Linked DNA regions of Homo sapiens: region 2 is linked to region 1. A link is an interaction called in ENCODE POLR2A ChIA-PET data of the cell type or tissue named here. Cell type or tissue: Panc1. All regions are shown on one strand. Links, peaks and the distances in the headings refer to the core of each region. The heading gives the core; the rest is flanking DNA.

Region 1 (5,376 bases), core at 109-5,108:
ATGTTGTCATTCTTTGGCTCTCCAGGAAGTCACTAAGTAAAGTCTTTGAGCTGCCCAAAAAACTCTTGCCATATCCTTTGCTCTTGACCTGTCTGCTTTTGCTTTGACTAGACCACTTCCATCCTTAGCAGCCATTGCTTTGATTGTGCTTTGTTTTCAGGATTGTACTGGTAGAGCCACGTTTCATCTCCTGTTACAATTCTTTGAAAAAAATGCTTCACGGCCTTGATCCCGCTTGTTTTATATTCCCATTGAACATTTTGCTCTTGTCTGCAGCTGATCTGGGAACAACGGTTTTGGCACTCATCTAGTGGAAAGTTTGCTCAACTTTAATTTCAGTCAGAATTGTGCACATTGGGCCAATTGAGATGTCAATGGTCTTGGCTATTGTTTGTACTATTAATCATCAATCCTCTGCAATCAGGACACAAACAAGATGAATTTTTCCCTCACAAATTTATGTGGATTGTCTGCTGTTCCAGGCTTTATATTCAACATCATCTTGTCCCTTCTTATATTAGTTATATATTTGTAAACTGATTTATTTGAGGATACTGCCCCCATAAATTTTTCATGAAACATCAGTGATTTCACCATTCTGCCACCTAAGACTCATCATCAATTTGATGTTTGTTCTTGCTTCAATTTTAACAGAATTGATGTTGCTCTAATAGGGACTATTTCCAAACTGATGTCTTATCCTTCTAAATGCCTCAAACTAGATCCTGTTCAGACAAGTTACAACAAATTAGTATGAGTTTATTTGGCGGCAAAATTTTTTTGAAATCCATGCATAGTTTTTTCATAATATGCATTTTTCATGAACTTCTCAAAGACATTGTATATGCTTTATGAGAAGCTACTGAACAGCTTGACAAAGTGATTGTACCATTTTACGCTTCTACCCATGATGAATAAGCATTCCAATCATTCATAGGAATAACTGACTTGAATTACACTCGTGTTGTAACCAATACTTGATATTGTCAGTCTTTCGAATTTCAGCTGTTACAATGGGTGTGATCTCTCGTGATTTTAATTTGCATTTCCCTCACAACTAGTGATGTTAAACATCTTTGCATGCACTTATTGGATAATCTCATGTCTTTTCTGAGGTATCTTAAGTCTTTTGACCCTATGTTGTTTATCCTTTTATCCCTGATTTATAGGGATTCTTTCTATATTCTGGGTACCAGGTTTTTTTTTAATCACATATATGTATTATAAATATTTTCTCCTAATCCATAGCTTGCCATTACACTTCCTTAGACTTTGTTTTCAATTTTATTTTCCACTATATTTCTAGGCTCCAGGTCTTCCCTCAATTGCTAACCTAAGCTCAAATAGAATACACCGTTTATTGAGCACTTACTGTGAGCCCTCTACTGTGCTAAGCTCTTTATACCTCCTATGCTACTCACGACAATTCTGGGAGGCAAATAACAGTCACCACATTGAATCAATAGGGAAAGCAGCTAAACAACCTCCCAATATCACCCAGCCAGTAAGAAACAGAAAGACTTTAAGCAATGGGGTTCAATAATGGCTGCACATTTGAGTTACCTAAAATGCAGGCGAGGTAAAAATTACTAATGCCCAGGCTCCAATCTCAGAAATTTTGATTTAATTGATCTGAGGAGGAGGCCCAGGTATGGGTAACTTTTTAAAGCTCATTGGAATCACAAAATTGGGGTATAAAATAAATAGATAGATAGATAATAGATAGATAAAAAATTAAAAGTTCATCGAGTGATTCTAGGGATCAGAAACTCTGATTCAAAATGTGCTCTGAGCTCCCTGCTGCATCATACAGTTTGGCTCCAGAAGATTGCCCTGTCCCCCAGTGCAGAAAGAGTTAAATGACAGGCAGTCCGGGAGACCATCTCTCAGCATCATTTACAGGCTGTGCAAAGAGAAAGTGTGCCTGGCTGACGCAGTTCTCACTGTGCAGACTGGAGATGCTTTGGGTTTTAATTTAAGGAGCTCTTTAAAATCTTCTCTCTCCTCCACCCCCACTTTCCCAGGAGACATCATATCCAGACGTCAGCTCATAAAACCAGGTCCAATTTTGGAGGCTGCAGTGATCTGGGAACCATCCAATGTGTCCTTGCAGACAGGCAGTCACAACTCGGAAATGACGATTGCATAGAGGTTTCAATGTCGCATGCAAATAGCCTATCTCGCTGACAATTTTCAACTTGCTGTCATTTAATGATGCTTCCCCGCTCTCCAAGGAAAGCTGGCACCAAGTGGGGGAGGGGTTCCTGCTTTTCTTTTCAGTGCTCCACTCATACCACTGTGGCTTTCAGAAGCTGAGCTGGGAGTTCTGAAAAGCCAATATCTTTATCAAGTGGGAAAGGAGAGAGAGCCAGGCAGAGATAGGTTTCTCTAAAATAAGACCCTACTTGATTTTTCTCCCTGGGACATTTATAGCTCATAGCAATGAGCCCCAAAGATCCTTATTTGTCCTAGAATCAGAACCCTAGTCTCACTCAGCTGAGGGTAGGGGGAATTTAATGAGTATTTCTGTAGAGCTTTGAAAATTACCACCATCACTTCAGTGTCAAAAACACAGACAGCGGCCAGGCACGGTGGCTGATGCCTGTAATCCCAGCACTTTGGGAGACCAAGGAGGGTGGATCACCTGAGGTCAGGAGCTCGAGACCAGCCTGGCCAACATGGTGAAACCCTGTCTCTACTAAAAATACAAAAATTAACGGGGCGTGGTGGCAGGCACCTGTAATCCCAGCTACTCGGGAGACTGAGGCAGGAGAATCGCTTGAACCTGGGAGGCGGAGGTTGCAGTGAGCCGAGATCGTGCCATTGCACTCCAGCCTGGGGGACAAGAGTGAGACTTTGTCTCAAAAACAAACAAACAAAAAACAAACAAATGAAAAACAACACAGACGGCTAGGTATGGTGGCTCACACCTATAATCCCAGCACTTTGGGAGGCTAAGGCAGGAGGACGCTCAAAGCCAGTAGTAGCTCAAGACCAGCCTGGGCAACAAAGCAAGATCCTGTCTCGACGAAGAATTTTTAAAAATCAACCTGGTGAGATGGCACACCTGTAGTCTCAGCTACTTGGAAGCTGAAGTGGGAGGATCATTTGAGCCCAGGATGTGGAAGCTGCAGTGAGCTATGATTGTGCCACTGCTCCAGCGTGGGCGACAAAGCAAGAACCTGTCTCTAAAAAAAAATGTAAAAATGTTTAAAACCACAGCGTATATAGAACAATATTGGATATTTGTTCCTGGCCAACAAGCTTTCATTGAGCAATGTGTAAGAACTGCTGAGGGGGAACAAAATAATCCACCTCAGAACAGAATCTCTCCCCAGAAAGCTCAGGCACCATGCGTTGCAGAACAGAGAGGCTTGTTTCCGGAATGAAGACAGGGTTCAGGGGCACCTCGAGTAGCAGCTGAGGCCTGAAGCACTGCATCTAGAGCAGTGGTTTTCAAAGTATGGTCTCTGAGACAACAGCATCACCTGGGATGTAGTAAAAATGCAGATTCCCAGGGCTTGTCTCAGACTTTCTGAGTCAGAAACTTGGTGGGGTGCAGTGGGGGGGGTGGGGGGGGCAGTAATCTGCATTTTAACAAGTCCTCCAGGTGATTCTAATTCAATTTAAAGTTTGAGAACCATTGACGTAGTCTGGACTCCAGAAAATCATCTTGGAAATTTTGAGCCCTGCTGGATTACAGGCAGGAGGGCGGCAGGGAAGGACCCTGCTTTAAGCTATTGCAGTCATTTCCTCCCTAGTGTAAATGGGGATGGGAGTGGAGGTGGAGGGGGTGAAGGTGAGAACACCGGAGGCAGAGAGGCTGAGGAGGTAGAGGAGCACATCTTTTCTGCCTTCCCTGTGGAAGCAGGATCCACCCAGTGCAATGATAAAGCAGCTGCCTGAATAGGATCCTGCCCTCTGTTTCACAGGCATGGGGTCTGCAAATGCGTCTGGAAGGGTTACATGGTGGGATAGAGTTAGGTGAGATGGCCACAGGGAGGATCTCAGGATCAGTCCGGAGATCAACCCTAACTGGCTGCTGTGTACAACCTGCACAACAGTACATGGTAGCCCTGCTCAGGAAACAGGAGCTGAAATAAATAGAAGCTTCATCCTCAGAGCAAAGAAGAGATATGAAGGCGAATGCCAGGGTTGAGGGGGGCAGTAGATGAAAGAGAAGATGAGCTCCAGAACAAGGTGTTTTAAGGGATTTGTTCTGATCAGGTCTGGTAAGACACACAGACACCGAAATGACTCATTGTAATTGCCAAAGCCAATGCACTGAGAATAGCAGCGGTTTTTTTTTTTTGGTTTTTTTTTTTTTGTTTTTTTGCAGCAAATAAACAGTTTAATAATCACAGGGCCAGCCAAGTGGAAGAATGAGAGTTAGCTCTTAAATCCATCTCCCCAAGAATTTGGAGGCTAGAGTTTTTCAGGGATCATTTGGTGGGCAGGCAGCCAAGGAATGGGGAGTGCTGATTGGTAGGTTGGAGGCTGAAATCATGGGGGTCGAAGCTATCTTCTTGTGCTGAGTCCATTCCGGGGTGGGGGTCATAAGACCAGTCGAGCCAGTTCCATGGTATGGGTTACTGGTCCGGGTGGTGCCAGCTGGTCTATCAGAATGCAAGGTCTGAAAGGTACCTCAGATGCCAGTTTTAGTTTTTACAAAAGTGGTGTTCTCTATAGAAGCGTTTGGGGGAGGTTACAAATCTTGTGACCTCTGGCCACACAACTACTAAACCCCATTCTATCCTCGTTGCTAATTTTTTATTGGTTTTACAAAGGCAATTTTGGTCCCTGAGCAAGGTGGGGGTTAGTTTCAGGAAGGGGCAGTTATGATCTTTGTTTTAAAGTGAAACTATAAACTAAATTCCTCTCCTGTTTAGCTTGGCCTACACCCAGGAAGGAGCAAAGGCAGTTAGCTTGTGAGATTAGAAGCAAGACGGAGTCATTTGGGTCAGATTTTTCTCATTGCCATAATTTCTGTCAGATTTCTCTCATTGTCACAAATTTTACAAAGGCGATTTCATTATGAAGAAAGGTTTTTTGGTTGTTTTTGTTTGCTTGTTTGTTTGTTTTTGAGACAGGGTCTCACTTTGTCACCCAGGCTGGAGTGTAGTGACACAATCTCAGCTCACTGCAGCCTCCAGTTTCCTGGCCCAGGTGATCCTCCCACCTCCACCCCACCCAGTAGCTGGGACTACAGGCCTGTGCCACCACGCCTGGCTAATTTTTTTGTGTTTTTAGTAGAGAAGGGATTCACCATGTTGAAACCAGGTTCAAGACCACCAGACTGGTCTTGAACTCCTGAGCTCAAGTGATCCTCCTGCCTTGGCTTCCCAAAGTGCTGGGATTACAGACGTGAGCCACTGC
Region 2 (5,376 bases), core at 151-5,150, 280 kb after region 1:
GTGCAGTGGTACGATCTTGGCTCACTATAGCCTGGACCTCCTAGAGTCAAGCAGCAAACCTCTCACCTCAGCCTCCAAAGTAGCTGGGACTACAGGTGTGTGTCACCATGCCCAGCCAATTTTTGTTTGTTTGTAGACATGGGGTTTTGCCATGTTGCCCAGGCTGGGCTTGAACTCCTGGGCTCAAGAAATCTGCCTGCCTTGGCCTCCCGAAGTTCTGGGATTATAGGCCTGAGCCACTGTGCCTGGCTGATATCTGAGATTTTAATACATTGGAGAGGAACGTGGGCAGGAAAATTGATTTAAAAAATAGGCTCTGAGTTGATAATTATTGAGACTGGATTATGTGTACAGGATGATCTGTTATGCTATTTTGTCCACTTTTTATATGTTTGAAAATTTCCATGATAAAGTGTTTAAAAAGTAAATAAAACAATATTTTTCTGTAGCCCTGTAGTGTCCATCACAGTCAGAGCTTGTACTGGGCCCTGGGATGGTCACCCAGAATCTCTTGCTCCTTTGCTGTTTCCTAAAATAACCGCTTGATTTCATGCAGGTGTCATCTCCTCACACACAGCCCTGTGTCTCAAGGGAAGGTGACCCATTCCCACCTCCAGCCCTGATTAGTCTCAGCCCATCAGAGTGAGCCCAACCTTCCTGCCGATGATTAGTTCTAGAAGGACGCGGCATAGAAGGAGAGGTTTGGTGGGTCTCTGAGAACTGTTCTCCCTACTCTCCTACTCAGCTAGACAGGAGGGAGAAAGGAGGTGGCCTCAGGTACCACCAGCAACCATGCTGCAACCTGGAAGAAAACCAGCTTCAGGATGAAGCCAATGTGCTAAGCAGCAGAGCAGAAAGCTGGGAGAAGCCCAAGTCCTCGGCAGCAGTGTTGAGCTGACAGATCAAACAACCCTGAAGGCCACCTTATCGCTCAATTCCCCTCAAGGATAAATTTTCATCCTTTTTTCTTTCTTTCTTTTTTTTTTTTTTTGAGGCAGAGTCTCACTCTGTTGCCCAGGCTAGAGTGCAGTGGTACAATCTCGGCTCACTGCAACCTCCACCTCCCGGATTCAAGCGATTCTCCTGTCTCAGTCTCCCGAGTAGCTGGGACTACAGGCTCCCAACACCACGCCTGGCTAATTTTTGTATTTTTCATAGAGATGGGTTTTATCATTTTGGCCAGGCTGATCTCAAACTCCTGACCTCAAGTGATAAGCCCAACTCAGCCTCCTATGTCATAAATTTTCATATCCTTCAAGCCACTGTGTTTTTTACAACAAAGAGATAAATCTTTGTAAGTAACCAAGACTCTTCTAACAAACCCAAGGCTGAGTGAGCATTCTCCCTAACTGGTGGAATGAGCTATTAAACCTTTTTGGATCTCCGTTTCCTTATTTTGAGAGAAAAGGGAGGGGACCCCGGATCCTGCAGTCACCCGTGTTGTTTGGAATGCAGGAGGCAGGCAGTGGTACGAGGGGTCTCTCAGAAGGTGGAAACATTGGCATACCCTGGCACCATTTCGACCCAGACAGTTTTTCCTAATGTCACACCATCCTGCTTTGAATGACATTAACTTGAAGTTCCGGACACAAGATTAAGTGTCACCTTCCAAGGGGCTGATAGGAAACTTGTGCCCGGCCTTTGCTGCTGTGGATTGCTGTGAGAATGAGACAAAGGAGGGAACCCTCTTAGAGGCCTAGCAGGCACCTCGCCATCGCCAAAAAACATGGAAACAAAGGAAACTCCTGGGTTTCCTCAAGGGGAATTCTAGGCACCTAGCTGGCCCTGAGAAGTAAGTAAGCAACTTGATAAGCAAGAAGGTAAATAGTAGGTTAAAAGAACAGCCAAGGAGCTAGAATCATGGGATGTTTGGTTCCCTCTAGAAATTAAAGAACGCATCTTAACACGTGCCCCCGAGTGGTTGTTTAGACACCCAGTCTCCTGCAGACTTTGTTTAGACACCCAGTCTCCTGCAGACTTTGCATCCACTGGCACAAAGACCTCAGATAAGGGGGAACTGAGGACTGAACTCTGACTACTGTCAATTTCTTCCTCAGGGCCCTGGAGGAGGTCACAACCCTAGGCCAGAACTAACACTCTTTCCTACTGATCCCAAGTTTATTTTATTATTTTATTTTTTTATCTTAGATAGAGTCTCACTCTATCGTCCAGGCTGGAGGGCAGTGGTGATCATAGCTCACTGCAGCCTCCAATTCCTGAGTTCAAGCAATCCTCCTGCCTCAACCTCCTGAGAGCTGTGATTATGAGTGTGAGCCGTTGCACCAATTTATATATGTATGTGTGTGTGTGTGTGTGTGTAGACAGGGTCTTGCTTTGTTGCCCAGGCTGCTGAGCTCAAATTTTTAGACAAAGCTTTGCCTCCTGAACCACTTGCAGATCAGAAAATCTTTGAATCCACCTCTGACCCTCTTTGAGATGTCAAGCCTTTTTAGGTCAAATCAGTGTATAACCTCCATGCACTGATTTATGACTTTGCCTGTAACCTCTGCCTCTTCGCTTTTAAAAACCCTTACCTGTAAGCCATCAGGGAGTTCAGGGAGTTAGCTGCCCAATTCTCCTTGTTTGGCGCCCTGCAATAAATGCCTCACTTTCTCTTGCTGCAATCCTGATACCAGTGTTTGGCTTTGCTGCAGCGGGTAAATGAACCCCAGTTTAGTTCAATAACAAATACCTATGGCACCCTTTCCCTGACAGAATATTCATAACAGAAATGACGCAAATCTATTTTTATTATCATGAGATGCTGAGAAAGGGCATTAGCAGGAGTAGGAGGCTATACTAAGGCTTGGCTGTCGGACCAGGAGTTCCCGTGGCAGGGGAGGGCGTGCAGCCTGCAAAGGGCTCTGGCTTGTCCCCCATATTAGAGATGGAGTTGCTGGTCTTCCGCCTCCTCCAAGTCTCATGCTTAAGTGGACTTGAAATCCAGCGGATGGTATCATTGAACTGAGCCGCAGCAAGGCTGAAATTTAGGGGTCATTCATAAAGCAGAGAGCTCTCCTTTGGTTTCCAGTAAGAGCTGGTGTTGAGCATTTCAGGATGCAATTTATAACCTGGGGAAACCTGAGAGCAGGGGTTGTCCTGGACTCTCCTCTCTCTCATGCCCACTGCAGGCAGCCAAGCCCCAACTTTTCACTATATTAGCTCCTCAGTCTCTGATGAATTGTCCTGTCCTTCCCACCATCGCTGCCACCACCCAGGTGCAAATCATCAGTATCTCTCATCCGGACAATTGAAATATTTCCTAATGGTCTCTGAATTGATTGCTGCTGCTTGCCTACTCAGTTCTTTCCACAAAAGCCAGAACGATCCTTCAAAAATGCAAATCTCATAATGTCTTTTCCTTTCCTGGAAGCTGCCAGTTACTTCCCACTGCCCACAGTGTTCTCCACGCCGATGCCCACATTCCTCCCATCACCATTAGATGCCTGGGACATTTGACTCCAAGCCACACACCCCATTCTCCCACCTCAGGCTTTCCACCTAGGCTGATGCCTCGGTTTGGAGCTGTTAGCTCTCCACTTGCCCCTTCATTCCACAGTCCCAACTCCTTTATGTTCTATCTTACATATCACCTCTTGGAGGAGAAGTTTTCTTCCTCTGTCTCCCACTTCCAGCTAAGTCCCATCCTCTTTACATGCACCCACTGTATCTTGCCTGTCTCCTTCAAATATTCAATGTAATGGAAACTTTCTTCCTCATTCAATTAAAAGGGTAGAGATTTTGTTCACGGTGCTCCACACTCCATCCCAAGCAGCTGTCACAGTGCCTGGCACACAATCAATGATTAGGAAATAAATATCGGCTGGCTGCCTATCAGGTGTGGCCCCAACTACCCCCTCGAGACTCTCTTTGGCCTCTTAATTAAGCATCTACGGAGCTTCACACCTACAAAGTTCCTGCTGGCGGGGACAGAATATGGAAAGAAATGGATGTAGACAGAGTCCGGTTTGGAACCTGGAAGCAAGGCTGTTGCCTTCCAGAGAGAAAATGTCTCGGTTAGAATTCTGGACATTCTCCACACAAGCAGACTTTTTTCTTACTCTTTGTTCTAAAATGTTGGTGTCACTCAAAGATACAGACTACAGACTTCAAACAGAAAGCGTAGGCTGAGAGGAAGAAAGGCCGGAGCCATTTCCTGTTCCCCCTGCACTGCACGCCAGGGGAGAGGGCGTCCTTGTCCCCTTCCTGCCTCCTCAGTAGTATGTGGAAGCCTTGGAGGTTCCCAAGTCAGTGTCTCTCCTGGGCTGCAGAAAGAGGTCTGGTGGGAGAAACCACAGCTGGGATGCCGGGGGTGGGGTGAGGTTCCCATGAGGGCCCATGCGTGGGAGCCACTGGTTTCTTCCCTTGGAAGGACATGGGCACTTGGAGTAGCTCACCTTCCTGAAGGGAGATGTGGCCGTGGGGGAAGGCAGCTTCTCCTCCATGGACGGCTGTCGGCCTCCTTCTCAGGGTAAGGGGAGCTTCATTTCCACTCCCTTTCTTCAGAGTCAACCACAGACACCTGAAGCTCATTTCCATGTGCCTCTCTGGAAAAATCAGAGTTGCTTTATCCTGCAGTTCCGTGTGGAAGAGCTGAGAGTGTTCTGCCAGGAAATGCAGTCGCCGGGCACAGTGGCTCATGCCTGTAATCCCAGCACTTTGGGAGGCTGAGGGGGGCAGATCACCTGAGCATTTTCAGAGGCCAAGGCGGGTGGATCATGAGATCAGGAGTTCGAGACCAGCCTGGCCAACATGGTGAAACCCCATCTCTACTAAAAATACAAAAATTAGCTGGGTGTGGTGGCGGACACCTATAATCCCAGCTACTAGGGAGGCTGAGGCAGGAGAATTGCTTGAATCTGGGAGGCAAAGGTTGCAGTGAGCCGAGTTCGCACCACTGCACTCCAGCTGGGTGACAGAGCGAAACTCTGTCTCAAAGCAAAAAAAAAAAAAAAAGAGAGAGAGAGAGAGCACAGTGGCCAGCATCTGGCCCTAGCCAGGATGGCTGAGAAATCAAGGCGTCCTACAGATGGGCCTGGTTACAGGGGCTCTGGGGGCCCTGCCATATCGGAGATGGGTGGGGGAGCAGGTGGTAAGCGTGGGACAGTGTCAGCTGGTGCAGTGTGGCGGAGTTCAGCAGCCTAGGTTTGGACGTAGCCATGTGACTTTGAGCTCTTCCTCTTCAAGGCCGACTGTTCTTTGGTGTAATAATATGGAGCTGGTTGTGTGTACCTGGAGAGAATCGTCTGTGGATTTCTGAGCTCGAAAGCTGCCTGGACGGATTCAAGAGGTGACGTGCACAGCTATGTCTTGGGGGCTGAGCCCAAGGGGCCTGACCGGTGCCTTCTGCGCTGCCATGCTGCCCTCATAGTGGCT

Evidence for each region. ChIA-PET counts read pairs that join two places held together with the same protein. Peaks named below come from ENCODE experiments on the same cell type or tissue, not always from the same donor. Only the 100,000 strongest peaks of a DNase experiment are listed, where the experiment ranks them.
Region 2: POLR2A ChIA-PET joins it to region 1 with 7 read pairs; 1 of 35 experiments calls an interaction of 5 or more read pairs at or near these places.

Annotation. Positions count from the first base shown.
Region 1 is chr2:148,814,135-148,819,510 of GRCh38, reverse strand. No RefSeq gene overlaps it. Among named protein-coding and RNA genes, the nearest start is that of KIF5C, 58 kb to the left of the region's middle. In Panc1, for the core only: no CTCF peak of the experiment used is centred there; no DNase peak of the experiment used is centred there; H3K4me3 peaks cover 1,100 bases; H3K27ac peaks cover 2,556 bases.
Region 2 is chr2:148,539,096-148,544,471 of GRCh38, reverse strand. No RefSeq gene overlaps it. Among named protein-coding and RNA genes, the nearest start is that of EPC2, 100 kb to the left of the region's middle. RefSeq lists a silencer at 1,471-1,664. In Panc1, for the core only: no CTCF peak of the experiment used is centred there; a DNase peak (open chromatin) is centred at 2,349.